Regions from separate parts of the Homo sapiens genome. Here region 1 is linked to region 2. The links are chromatin contacts, found by Hi-C or POLR2A ChIA-PET in ENCODE. All regions are on one chromosome and are shown on one strand. The core of a region is the stretch at or near the end of the contact, and the rest is flanking DNA. Distances in the headings are between cores, read along the strand shown. Region 1 overlaps NFATC2 (nuclear factor of activated T cells 2). Region 2 overlaps ATP9A (ATPase phospholipid transporting 9A (putative)).

Region 1 (6,643 bases), core at 1,083-3,582, 180 kb before region 2:
CCCCTGGAAAACTGGATGTTAAACGTTTACTAGCACATCACTGGAATATTTACTTCATTAACATCTGAAATTTCCTTGTTTAGTTAGTTATTTGCTGAACACCTCTCTCTCCTGCCTGAACGTGAGTTTCACAGCAGTAGGGACCTTGCTATTTTGTTAGCATGGTCAATGAACATTTGTTGAATAATCTGTCACCATCAACAGTAATACAGTGCCAGGCATGGTGGCTCATGCCTGTAATCCCAGCACATTGGGAGGCCAAGGTGGGTAGATCTCTCGAGCCCAGAAGCTCAAGACAAGCGTGGACAACATGGCCTGACCCGTCTCCACCAAAAAAATGCAAAAATTAGCCAGGCATAGTGTCGCACGTCCGTAGTCTCAGCTGCTTTGTGGGGCTGAAGCGAGAGGATCAGTTGAGTCCAGGAGGTTGAGGCTACAGTGAGCCACAATCGTGCCACTGCACTCCAGCCTGGGTAGCAGAGCATGACCCTGTCTCAAACAAATAAACCAACAAAAAACAGTAATGCAGCAGTGAAAGCATCTGTTTCCCTCATGCCACACACCACACTTGATGTTTTACACATCTCACAACAATTCCACGTAAGATGGGCTCACTGCTACCCACATTTTACAGGTGAGGAAACTGAGGCTGCTAAGGTCTGGCAACTTGTCCCAGTCAACACAGTGAGCATAGGGCAGAGCCAGGCTCCAAACTCCAGCCTCTCAGGCTCCGAACCCACCCGCTTCCCTGCCACCCTCTCTCTGTCCTCAGCGCTTGGTGGATTCCACTCTGCTCTCTGATTACTACAGGTCAGAAAGGGCAGGTCCTCAAAGGCAAAATAAGCAAGTGCTAAGGTGCAACATCAAGAATGTGCTTCCTGGGGCCAGGCGCGGTGGCTCGTGCCTGTAATCCCAGCACTTTGGGAGGCTGAGGTGGGCAGATCACTTGACGTCAGGAGTTCAAGACCAGCCCGGGCAACATGGTGAAACCCCGTCTCTGTGAAAAATACAAAAATTAGCCAGGTATGGTGGCACGTGCCTGTAATCCCAGCTACTCAGGAGACCAAGGCAGGAGAATCACTTGAACCCGGGGGTTGGAGGTGGCAGTGAGCCGATATTGCACCACTGCACTCCCGCCTGGGTCACAAAGCAAGACTCTGTCTCAAAAAAAATAGAATGTGCTTCCTGCCGCACAGGAGAGAGAGTGGGGCAGGAAGGAGGGAGAAAAGAAGGGGCACAGAGGGAGATGGAGGGAGAGAAACAAACAGCAACCTAAACAAACAAAAACGGTAGTTCCTTGAGAGAAAAACCTCTTTAGGAAAGCCAAGAATGGCCTCTCTGAGTTGAAGAGCAGCCTCTGGGTTGAGCTGGGCTGGCTTATACAATGTGAGCAGATAGAATCCACCTGGCACTGGTGAGGGTCCCTTCCCCGCCTCCCCGGGTAACACCAGAAAGCAGTGTGGTATAGCTGAAAGCACAAAGTTTTTCACTTTGGGTCAGACATATCTGAATTTCGATGCCAGCTCTGCTTCTTGATGGCTGTGTGACTGTGAGCAATCGCTCCACCCCTGAGTTTCCATATGCTCAGATAAAAAGGAGACATCACCCCCCACCCTGCAGGCCTCTTCTGAAAGGCGAAATAAGGTGACCTTTGTTGGGCACCAAAGCACAGCACACGGTAGGTACCCATGAAACGAGAACTTTCCTTGTCATCGGAGGATGACGCAAATCGAAACAGGGAGGTGATATTACAGAACTGAATGGAAGGGTGAAGAATGAATGTGAACAAAGTGAGAACCAACGTGAAGGCCTCCCATATGGGAAAGCCCAGGCACTAATTGCAGTCTTCTCAGTGGGCTGGCTCAACAGTTGCCGGCTTGGAGTGTCAGAGGAAAGAGGGGCCAGGTGAAGAAACCTCACCATCTTTCATGAAAGGAATACTTCCCGTCCACCCTCCATCCTCCCCTCCTACAAAAGGTACAGAATGTGCCCAGAATCCCAACTGCTCAGCTGCCTCATTCTGGAAGAGCCTTCCTCGCCAGGTCCCTGGAGGTTTGATGAGAAGAACAGATAGCCATTTACTTGCTTCTCCAAAAACTCAGTGATTTGGGTTTTGCAAATAGAACTTGATGTTTTGAGATGACATGATCTACCCTTCAGGTTCCAAACTCCCCACCATCCCCATTTTCGGGAGACCTCGGTCAGGAGGCTTTGGGGCGGCCTTTTCAGGCTTCTCCAAAGGTGAGGTCTTCTCGGTGGCCTGGACCAGCCGGATCACACTCCAGGCACAGCAGACACATTCTGCAATACAGGAGCTCCACGTCACTGGCCTCCCGAGCAAAGGAAACGCCACTTCCTGCAGCCAAGGTGAGAGCGAAAGTTTTCTGCTTCTTGTAATTTCCCAGGCAGTTGAAAAGGTTCCAGGAAGAAGCAGTGCTTCTAGTGCACACCGTGAAGGGCTGAATGCACGGGAGGGGAGTGTCTGTGGCGTCTGCGGGGGTGGGGGCCCAGGCTGCAGCTTGGTGCGACTTCCATCCACCAACCTTCCCATCAAAGGGACCCAAGAAGCCAACTGCAGGCTTGGGGGCATCATTCTATTAATAATCCACTCTGTCCCCTTGTCAACTCAGCTACTTGAAAAACCGGATCTGAGGAATGACGTGTGATTTAGACATCCCGCCACAGTTAGCTATATAAATGACGCCATCCAACCTCATCACAAGGAAAACTTTGCACCCTCCATAGGTGAAGACCTTTCTACACAGTGTATTGGGATCGCTTGCAAACATAGCTAATGTAATCTCCATAACAATGCTCAGAGAAGAGCAGTGTTATCCCATTTTTAGATGAGAACGGTGAGGCTCAACCAGGTTAACTAACTTGCTCACTATCCTACAGGTCATAAGTGATCAGGTGGCAACAGCCTCCACTGGCCCTGTTTGTTTCTTCTGTTGTATGGCTGATTCCTGATTCAGAAAAAGGCAAAATCCCCCCACCCCCAGCCCCCCAAGTCTGGCCTATGCATTTTAAGACAGGCAAATCCACCCCACCAGCTCAGCAATAAGAACCCAGAGACACACAAACATGGCCTCCACGTGTCAAAGACCCTCAGCGTCAAAGAGAAAGTTATTCAGACTCACCCCTGCCTGCCACCAAATTCAAGATCTGCCTATTTTTAGTGGCAACTTAACTGTCCTGATACAAAGATAAAAAGGCATCAATATCTGTTGATTCTTGCTGTTCCTTTTTTTTTTTGGTGTAAAGTACTAAGAGCTCACTCATTGCAGGAAAAAATAGACAAGATAAATCACAAAAAGAATACCCCTTGAAAATAAGTAAGCATTTGAGTGTACATCCTTCCAAACTTTTCTTTCATTCCAAACTGTTTTATTATTCATTTTATTTTTCCTCTTAATTGACAAATAACAATTTTATATATTTATGGGGTACAATATGTGATGCTTTAATATGTGTTTACATTGTGGAATGATTAAATCAAGCTAATTAACACATCCATCACCTCACATACTTATTGTTTGGTGGTAAAAACACTTCAGATCTACTCTTAGCACTTTTGAAATATAGACAATGATTATTTACTATAGTCACCATTCTGTACAAGAGATCACTAAAGCTTATCCCCCTAACTGAAGTTATCTACGCTTTCAGACTTTTCTTCCAGGCACACAGATCAACATATTGGCATTCGAGTTTATGTACTGTCTCCATTGACTAAGATGGTCATGTCCTCTTGTCATTGAATCTTGCTTTATGAGAATCTCAAAGAACTACATGGCACATCCCAGGGTTCGGACTAGCCCAAGGCCAGTGAGGTCCCCAGGACACGCGATCTGAGGGGGCATTCACTATCAAGGTCCAGCAAATGCAAGGTGGGCTCCTGAGAGTGAGCCCCACTCTACATTTGGCCCCCTGGTGCCTCTCTTCCCGCAACCCAGCCCCAGCCCTTGCGTGCCCGTTCTGCCTGTGGATCCCTGCAGCCAGGTGCGCATTTAGATGGTTCCCAACTTTCCCCCATTACAAACACTGCAATAAGAACCCTTGCAAGTGGCACGTCTCTGAAAACGACTCTGCTATCAACTCTGCTCAGGGCTTTTTAAATACTCTCAGTTGGACGATTCCAATCCAAAATGTGAGACTGATTTTCAAAATGGCAACGGGCCAAACAGTTTTGAATTTTACTAAAATAAAACATTAACGATGTTAAGTAGCATTTTGTTGAATTTGAAATATTAGGAAATTGCTATCATCCTCAAAGATTTCACTCTGAAAGAAAGAAAAAGCCCAGGGTGGGGGAGAAGGCCGAGCGGGAGGGTACCGGGGAAGAGGACTGCAATTCCCCATGGCCATGCAGCACATGGGGAGAAAATTTTTACAAACACACATGGATCCCAATTCAGTATCTATTTTGGGGTGCTAAAGTTGCAGCACGTACCTGCCATCCTAACCCCACCTTCCACCCTCTCCCCCCCACCACACACACACACACAGACACACACACAAGCAGACCAGGCACACTTCGTCCATGACTTGACTCTCACCCATTCCAACAAGCCATGACTGTGTGTTAATCACTTCAATAACAACCCTAACTCTTGGTAACTCTCTCTGCCTCCATCCCATATTAGATCCATCTCAAAGCCCTGTCAATTCCATTCCCTAAATCCCACTCAAATTTGCCACCTGTGACTCTCCATCACTTCCACTCTAGTGCCCTGGTCAAAGAGGGGGCCCAGTCTCCTTACCCACCCCTCTCCCTCCACCTACACACAGTCTTCTTCACATAGCAGTCCAGCTAGAAAGATCCTTAAAATGGTAAGTTAGAGCTTTTGCCACCTCTGCTAAAATCGCCCCAACAGCAAACATCTTCCTTGCATCAAAAAGCCCGAGTCCTTACCATGACTCAGAAGATCCCATATGATCTGGCCCTGCTTCTCCATCTCCCACCCACCCTTCTTCCCTCCCTGCTGCCCCCCATGACAGCCACACTGGCCTTGTCACCCTCAAGAGAGCCAGACACCCACCAGGCAGGTGCCCGTCCCTGCATCCCAACACTTATCATGCCCTCAGCTTGAAATGCTCTCCCTCCATGACCTGCAGGGCTCACCCCACTCTTCATTGGAACCTGTCCTCAGGTGACCTCTCATCAGAGAAGCCTTCCCAGACAGCCGCACCCCAATGTGACACCCCACGCCCTTCCCACTGTCCCTCCACACACCCTGCCTTAAGTTGCATCATCCACCTGACGCTTCCCTCCACCTGACCCCACATGTGATAGTTATTTGCTCTTTGCTGCCTCCCCACTAGAATGTCAGTCCCGTGGGGGCAGCACCCCATCTTTCCTGTTCATGGTGCAGCCTCAATGCCTAGAGCACCACACAGGTGTCCAACGAGCGAGCAAGGCTAGAAGGAAGAGTCTGTGACATCATGGGAGGGGCCGGAGCAGCTGCAGTCTCTCCAGACCTACGCCTCTCCCATGACAAAGAGCTGTTATACGCCCACACCGGCTTCTCTCCAGCTTGGGCAATTCTCCTCCCGGCCCACAGCGACCATTGTGTCACAGAGCCTTGTCCTGCTCGGTGTGGGCACGACTCAGCTGGTTGGACAACTGGTACCTGGGCTGCCCTGTTCCGAACAGAGGTGACAGCATCTCCAGGTATGATGAAGAAGGAGCCCTGCGCCTGCTTTCTGACCCAGCTGGGATCCCACTGGCTGGATGTGTCTTCAGTCCTGCAGGAGGCCACTGTGATCAGCCGCCCTGCTGATAGTGGCACATTTTGAAATTACACAGGGAACCATAAAAAGAATTAGACATTCTGGACAGGCTTGAAAACCAAACAAGTCAGGCTCTCTCAGTGTTCTAAATTAAGAATCAAGTCATTCTATATTTCTCACATCACTGAAAATTAAAAACAGACATATCTACCGCATAGCAAGCACGCTCACTCAAGAGAGACTTGATGGCCCGAAACATGCTAGATTTGTTTCCAATTACCATGTCCACATTTGAAACCCTGAGGAAGCCCTAGAAACCAGTGTGGAGAGATCAGAGACAAGGCACATTAGCCTAACAGGACTCAGGACCAAACGCTGCACCCCAGCCCCCTCTACTCATGGTCCCCCATGGGGTCTTTAAATAAAAAACCTGGATCATTTTGTCCCTTCCTTTGGGGGCTGGAGGCATGAACCTTCCCTTCTCTGCTCTCAGCTGCCCCTCTCCACTCTCAGCTTCCAGCTTCTGGTCCCCTGGACAGAGATGTCAACCCAGCCACGGGCTCCCTACCAACATTCCCGTCCCCACCATCATATAGGAGCTGGGTCTGGAAGTATGGGATTAAAATATGCAAGCCTTCTTTGAGTTGACCTTTGAAGTTGGGCTTTTTCTTGTTGATTTTTTTTTTTTAAGAAGCCATACAAGTGCTTTTCACATCTTCTGTCTATATTCCTCTTGCGCAGAACCAGTGTAACACTGAGATCAAGAGTCTGAGCCCTGGAGTCCAACCATCTAGGTTTACATCCTGGCATTGGCACTTAATGTGTCATGGCGGGAAAGTTACTTTACATCTCCAGGCCTCAGTTTCATCATCTGTAAATGTGGCTCCTGACCCTGCACACCTCACTAGGC
Region 2 (6,041 bases), core at 2,266-4,765:
TGCGCTGGACGCCAGCAGCACTCCCCTAGTTGTGACAAGATATGTCACCAAATGTCCAATAGAGGCCAAAATCACCCTCGGCTTAGAACCACTGTTTAAGCTCACAATCTTCTTGGTTTACAACAGAAGGCAACAACCTCATCTGGTACCGTATGCAAGTAACAACCATCAGCAACAAGCAATCCAGGGCAGTCCAGCAAGGCGTCAGGAACAGCCAGAGGAAACCTTGGCCGGATGGGACTCACTGCAAAACGGCACCTGGCTCCCCACTGAAGCTAGACTTTCGGGTGTAATGGTAACTGTGCTCAAGTTTTGCCTTGCAGGCTGACTTTAGACCCCAGCTCTTGCCTGAGAGGCAGCTCCATGGCATACAACTGGCCTTCTCCATCCCTTCCTTTCCAACTGGCAACACAGCTCAGCCCCTGAAAGGCCAGGAATGGGTTAAGTCTTGGAAAAATGGTTTTGAGCAACATGGTAAAAAGAGCACTGAAGGGTAACCAAAGCTAAGCCTTATTCTTGGATGGGTGGCAAGCAGCTAGGACACCTGCAGCAAGTGGTGTCTGTCCTCTGAGGCTGTTTCCTGTCAACGAGAGGAGTGGCCGGGCACGGTGGCTCACGCCTGTAATACCAGCACTTTGGGAGGCCAAGGCGGGTGGATCACTTGAGGTCAGGAGTTCAAGACCAGCCTGCCGAACATGGTAAAACCCTGTCTCTACAAAAATACAAAAATTAGCTGGGTGTGGTGGCACTGTAATCCCAGCTACTCGGGAGGCTGAGGCAGGAGAGGAGTGAACTAGAGGTGGTTTTCAATCCATGCTCCACACTGAGCCCCAGGAATCCTGAGAAACCCGCTCAGCACCACCAACTGCAGCAGGATGGGAGATGCAGCCTGCAGCTCCGTTCCTCTGTCACACATCGGGTGCCACCTATGCTTCCTTTTTTTTTTTTTTTTTTTTGAGACATGAGTCTCACTCTGTCACCCAGGCTGGAGTGCAGTGGCATGATCTCAGCTCACTGCAATCTCCGCCTCCTGGGTTCAAGTGATTCTCCTGCCTCAGCCTCCCGAGTAGCTGGCATTACAGGCGCCCGCCACCAAGCCCTGCTAATTCTTGTATTTTTAGTAGAGATGGGGTTTCACCATGTTGGCCAGGCTGGTCTCGAACTCCTGACCTCAAGCGATCCGCCTGCCTCGGCCTCCCAAAGTGCCGGGATTACAGGTGTGAGCCACCGTGCCCGACCCCCACCTAGGCTTCCTTTGAAGAAAGGGTTCTACTGCTTTAGAATATAATGAAAATTAAGACCACTGGCGGGGGGGGGGGGGGGAAGGCTCATTGTTGAACACAAGCCAAATGCCCTCGCATCTGATCAACACCTGCCTGCATCTCCAGCTGTCCCTCATGCCATCTTCCTCCCGTTCCCTCTGCTCCAGCCATGCTGGCCTTTCTGTTCTTTGGGCACTGCCAAGCTTCTTCCTGCCTGAGGGCCTCTGCACTTGCTGTGCCCTCTGCCTGGAACCCCATCCCCCAGCTCACTGCAGGGCTGGCTTGCTCAGTCTCATCATTCAGGCCTCAATTCAACTTTACCTCCTCAAAGAGGCTCTTCCTGGGCCCCCCAGTTCATGGCACTCCACTTGCCTTCCCGTTGCAAGTCACATTTTGGCAACACCCTGTGTGTTACTCTCTTCATTGTCTAAATTGGCCTATTTACCTGACGGTTCCCTCTCATTAGACCATAGAAACAGAAGGCTCACCTGAGTGAGTTACTCATCACTGTATTCCTAGTATCCAGGGCAGTGTCTGGTATGTAACAGATATTTGCTGAACAATTAAATTAATAACTTAATAGTCCCAAGGTGGTGGTAGGGAGTCCTCAATTGACATGCATTTTTTTTCATTTTCAAGAAGTAACAACTATGAAATCGACATCAGTTTCAGATTTTAAATCACAGATTTAGACAAGGGGTCACCTACAACAGTCTTACTGAATCCACAGCCAACTGAATTGTGGAGGCTAGAAATGTGTATGGAGTTACCAGATTCTACATTCTATTAAAAACATATTTATCCAACAGGAGAGAAGTGATCTGATCCTTTAAAATGAGTCGCACTTTACACCCATGACACCCGATTGCCCAAAATAGAGAACAGATGGGTTACAAGAAACAAGAAAATGACTTTCACTTAATTTTTTAATACTATTTTTAGTATTAGCATTAGACTCCTCAGGTAATTAGACAATTACTAAATTATTCTGGTCACTGCGGGGACACAGCGCTCTGCCTTCCTGCTCTGTTAACCTCTGGTGTCAGGAGCACACGAGTTTCACTTCCAGGCCAAAGGGCACTGCATGGTAACAATAATTAGAGTAATGAATCAGAACTCCGGTTTAAATGAATCATTATTTGCCGAGTGCTTTTAATTATAAAGAATTTAACTCTAAAATTATAAAGAAAAGATTTACAGAAAGGTTCTCTATTGGAGAGACTAAATCGAGAACCCTTTTTTTAAAAAATTCTATAATTTAGGTTCTAGCCACGAACACGTGTCTTCATTTCTGTCCGCATTCCTCAGCACCTGGACCAAATCGTTATTTAACATTAGGCGCAATAACAAGACCTTTGACAAAGTAATTACTGTGGTTGGCAAGTTTCAGTATCCACGGATTTAAATGAAAAGCTGTACTGAGGGCATCCTTCATGAACTTCTGGATTTTGTAAAGCAATCTGCTTTCATATCTACAAAAGTCAAATGCTTCCACTAATATTTCAAACATGGGATAACACAGAGCCATGGGATTTTGTATTCCAGGTGAAACAATTCCCAAGCAAGGCAAAAAGAGAACCACAGACGGTCAGATGTTGACAAAGGCCTCACTCAGGAGACCATCTGACAACGAATGAATTAGAAGACTACTATGATAGCCTGACCAACATCACAGGCCACAGGTTCAATGCCTCCACCCACATATCTTTCTCTCTTAAATTAATACTTTCCCACCTTTCCTACTAAAATGTTCCAGGAAGGAGAGGAAATACTCATTGGTGCTGAAACTGCTTCTTTTAATTGTTAAATAAAGTCTCATTTGCACACCAAATGGTCATGCGCATACATCCTTAAGGCACTGAAACTGACCAGGGGCTGTGTTTGGATGATGCCTGTCTTAGGCCTGGCCTTCAAACATCCTCACATTCCCCATATGGAAGAGTTTCACATTGTACAGTGTTTATCTCTAACCTCCTCCCCATAGGCCCTTTAACCTACACACATTTCTTCTTACTTAAAAAATACCAGGGGAAAACAAAAACAGATGTGGCATCCACAGAGGCAGGTTATGACTCTTTTTGCCCTGGGGAAAAACCACTGGTCCCCTTATGGAGGGAGGGAGGGCAGAACAGCTCCACACGAGGTCAGAAGTGACTTCAGAACCAAGCACAGGTCACTATTGGGAGAGGAATTAAGATCTCCAAATACAAAGGGCCCTGACTTGGGCCCCTGGGCGGGTGTCTCGAATCCTATAAAGCCCCTGAGTCATTTATAGCATCCCAGCCAATAAATGAGACACCAAGGCAGGGAAAATAGGCTTCCCTTTCCCATTAGTAATCCACAGCTAGGGCCATTTCCTGACAAGAACTCCAGCCTGTTATTACAGAAAAGATTAATACAAAAATTAAACGTTGAGTCACCAGGAATGCCAGTTTTCTTTCCAAATGCAGTTAAAACTTCACCACATATGGGCATTCATACTATTAATGGATATTAGGAATGGGTTGCAATTGACTGAAATACACTTTTTTTTTTTTTTGAGACAGGGTCTCACTCTGTTGCCCAGGCTGGAGTGAAGAGGCATGATCACAGCTCACTGCAGCCTCAACCTTCTGGGCTCAAGTAATCCTCCCACCTCAGCCTTCTGAATACCGGGACCACAGGCGTGCACCACCATGCCCAGCTTTTTTTTTTTTTTTTTTTTTTTGGTAGAGACAAGGTCTCCCTCTTATTGCCCAGGCTGTTTTCTAACTCCCAGGCTCAAGTCAACCTCCCGCCTCGGCCTCCCAAAGTGCTGGGATTATAGGTGTGAGCCACTGCACCCAGCCAGAAATACACTATTAAAGATAAAGAATTTCTGTTATGATAACCCTAACTAACCTGCCACATCAAAAAAGCTCAGAGCTGATGACTCACTCACCTCAAAGGGCCACCATCAAAGAGACAGGCTCAGAGCTACTACCTCCAAATGAATCAGCTGAGCCACAGGCTGATTAAGTGACTAAGTAAATCCAATGTTTACTGTTTTAGAGCAGACATCATCTGCAACACAAAGTCAATAAATTTAAATGTACCCATATATCATCATCATTCTCAACTTGGATGATTTTGACCCTCATTTGGTCATGTCTGGAGACATAATTGGTTGTCACAACTGTGAGGGGACAGGGGTACTATAGAAATCTGTAGCATGCTGCTTAACCTCCTACAAGGCACAGGACAGCCTCCCATGACAAAGAATAATCCAGCCCCAATAATGAGAAGCCTGACAGCCACTGAAACTATAAATCCAGGGCTTAGGACCAGGGTGAGTTAGCGCAACTGAACTGTGCTAGCACAAGGTTGGATCTTGCCTTCATTTAAAATTTCAATATACTGTTCTTCACGAATGTTTTGCGCTTGAGTTTTTAAAATATTGCACTGCGCCAGGTGTGGTGGCTCACGCCTGTAATCCCAGCACTTTGGGGGAAGACGAGTGGATCGCCTGAGGTCGGGAGCTCGAGACCAGCCTGGCCAACAGAGTGAAACCCAGTCTCTACTAAAGATACAAAAATTAGCTGGGCGTGGTGGCAGGTGCCTGTAATCCCAGCTACTCGGCAGGCTGAGGCAGGAGAATTGCTTGAACCTGGGAGGCAGAGGTTGCAGTGAGCTGAGATCACGCCACTGCACTCCAGCCTGGTTAACAGAGCAAGACTCTGTCTCAAAAAAAAAAAAAAAATTTTTTTTCACCAAAGTATGATTTGCTTTATTTATTTTTTTTTTGGCACCCGGTTAAATTTGCTATGTGAGTTCCTCACTTGTCTTACTCTAGTCTGGACTGTGTTATGAAACCATTAAAAACCTTGACATGAGTGAAAAGAAGGAAGTTAAATAGTGTTATTCTGGCAGTGGTTCTTAACCAGGAAGGCTTCTCAGAATAACCAATAAAGATTTTTTAAAATATACACGCCGGGCACAGTGGCTCACACCTGTAATCCCAGCACTTTGGGAGGCTGAGGCGGGCGGATCACCTGAGGTCAGGAGTTCGAGATCAGCCTGGCCAACATGGTGAAACCCCGTCTCTACTAAAAATACAAAAATTAGCTGGCATGGTGGCAGGCACCTGTAATCCCAGCTACTCAGGAAGCTGAGGCAGAAGAATCGCTTGAACCCACGAGGCAGAGGTTGCAGTGAGCCAAGATCACACCACTGCACTCCAGCCTGGGCAACAAGATCGAAAACTCCATCTCAAAAAAAAACATTTTTAAAATATACATACTTAAGATCCAGACCCAAAGAATGCCGTACAGCCCAGGCATATATTTATATTTATATTTTTAAAACTTTACAGGCAATTCTGGTGGTCAACTCTAGTTAAAAAAGAAAGGAATATGATGGGTTCTCATTGAAAAGAAAACAGAGACAGAGAGAAATAAAGAACGCATCTATCCAGACACACAAAGGCAGAGCATTTGGCGTTTTGTCCACCCAGGTGTTAATACTGGTTACTGCCGAATGATATGAATACAGGTGAATTCAATGTTTTGTCTTTGTGCTTGGCCGTATGATTTATTTTTTCTGCAAAAAAAACTTTCATAAATACCAGAAAGTTTTTTCAATGAGTAAAAAATGAAGTAGGCTCCATGTCCCAGAGAAAACCACACTGACAAAAAAAATTCTTCCTCAAGAGAATGTAAACTCGGTGGCTCACACCTGTAATCCCAGCACTTTGGGAGGCTGAGGCGGGCGGATCACGAGGTCAGGAGATCAAGACCATCCTGGCTAACATGGTGAAACCCC

The links. A loop is a pair of places that touch in the nucleus more often than their neighbours do. ChIA-PET counts read pairs that join two places held with the same protein, here RNA polymerase II (POLR2A). Pooled maps may share reads with other maps.
Region 1: a loop to region 2 is called in a pooled map, with 6 times the contacts of the local background. The contact joins two enhancer-like sites. A Hi-C loop is called at or near these places in 4 of 50 pooled maps. POLR2A ChIA-PET finds 5 or more read pairs at or near these places in 3 of 52 experiments (GM12878, SK-N-SH and activated T-cell).

Annotation. Positions count from the first base shown.
Region 1 is chr20:51,479,124-51,485,766 of GRCh38, forward strand. The region is part of intron 3 of NFATC2 (nuclear factor of activated T cells 2); the gene reads right to left. Among named protein-coding and RNA genes, the nearest start is that of MIR3194, 29 kb to the left of the region's middle. Within about 2 kb of position 2,333, at least 6 of the 41 ENCODE cell types and tissues checked have a DNase peak (open chromatin) inside an H3K27ac peak, as active enhancers do.
Region 2 is chr20:51,657,581-51,663,621 of GRCh38, forward strand. All of the region lies in intron 13 of ATP9A (ATPase phospholipid transporting 9A (putative)), which reads right to left. Among named protein-coding and RNA genes, the nearest start is that of ATP9A, 110 kb to the right of the region's middle. Within about 2 kb of position 3,516, at least 8 of the 41 ENCODE cell types and tissues checked have a DNase peak (open chromatin) inside an H3K27ac peak, as active enhancers do.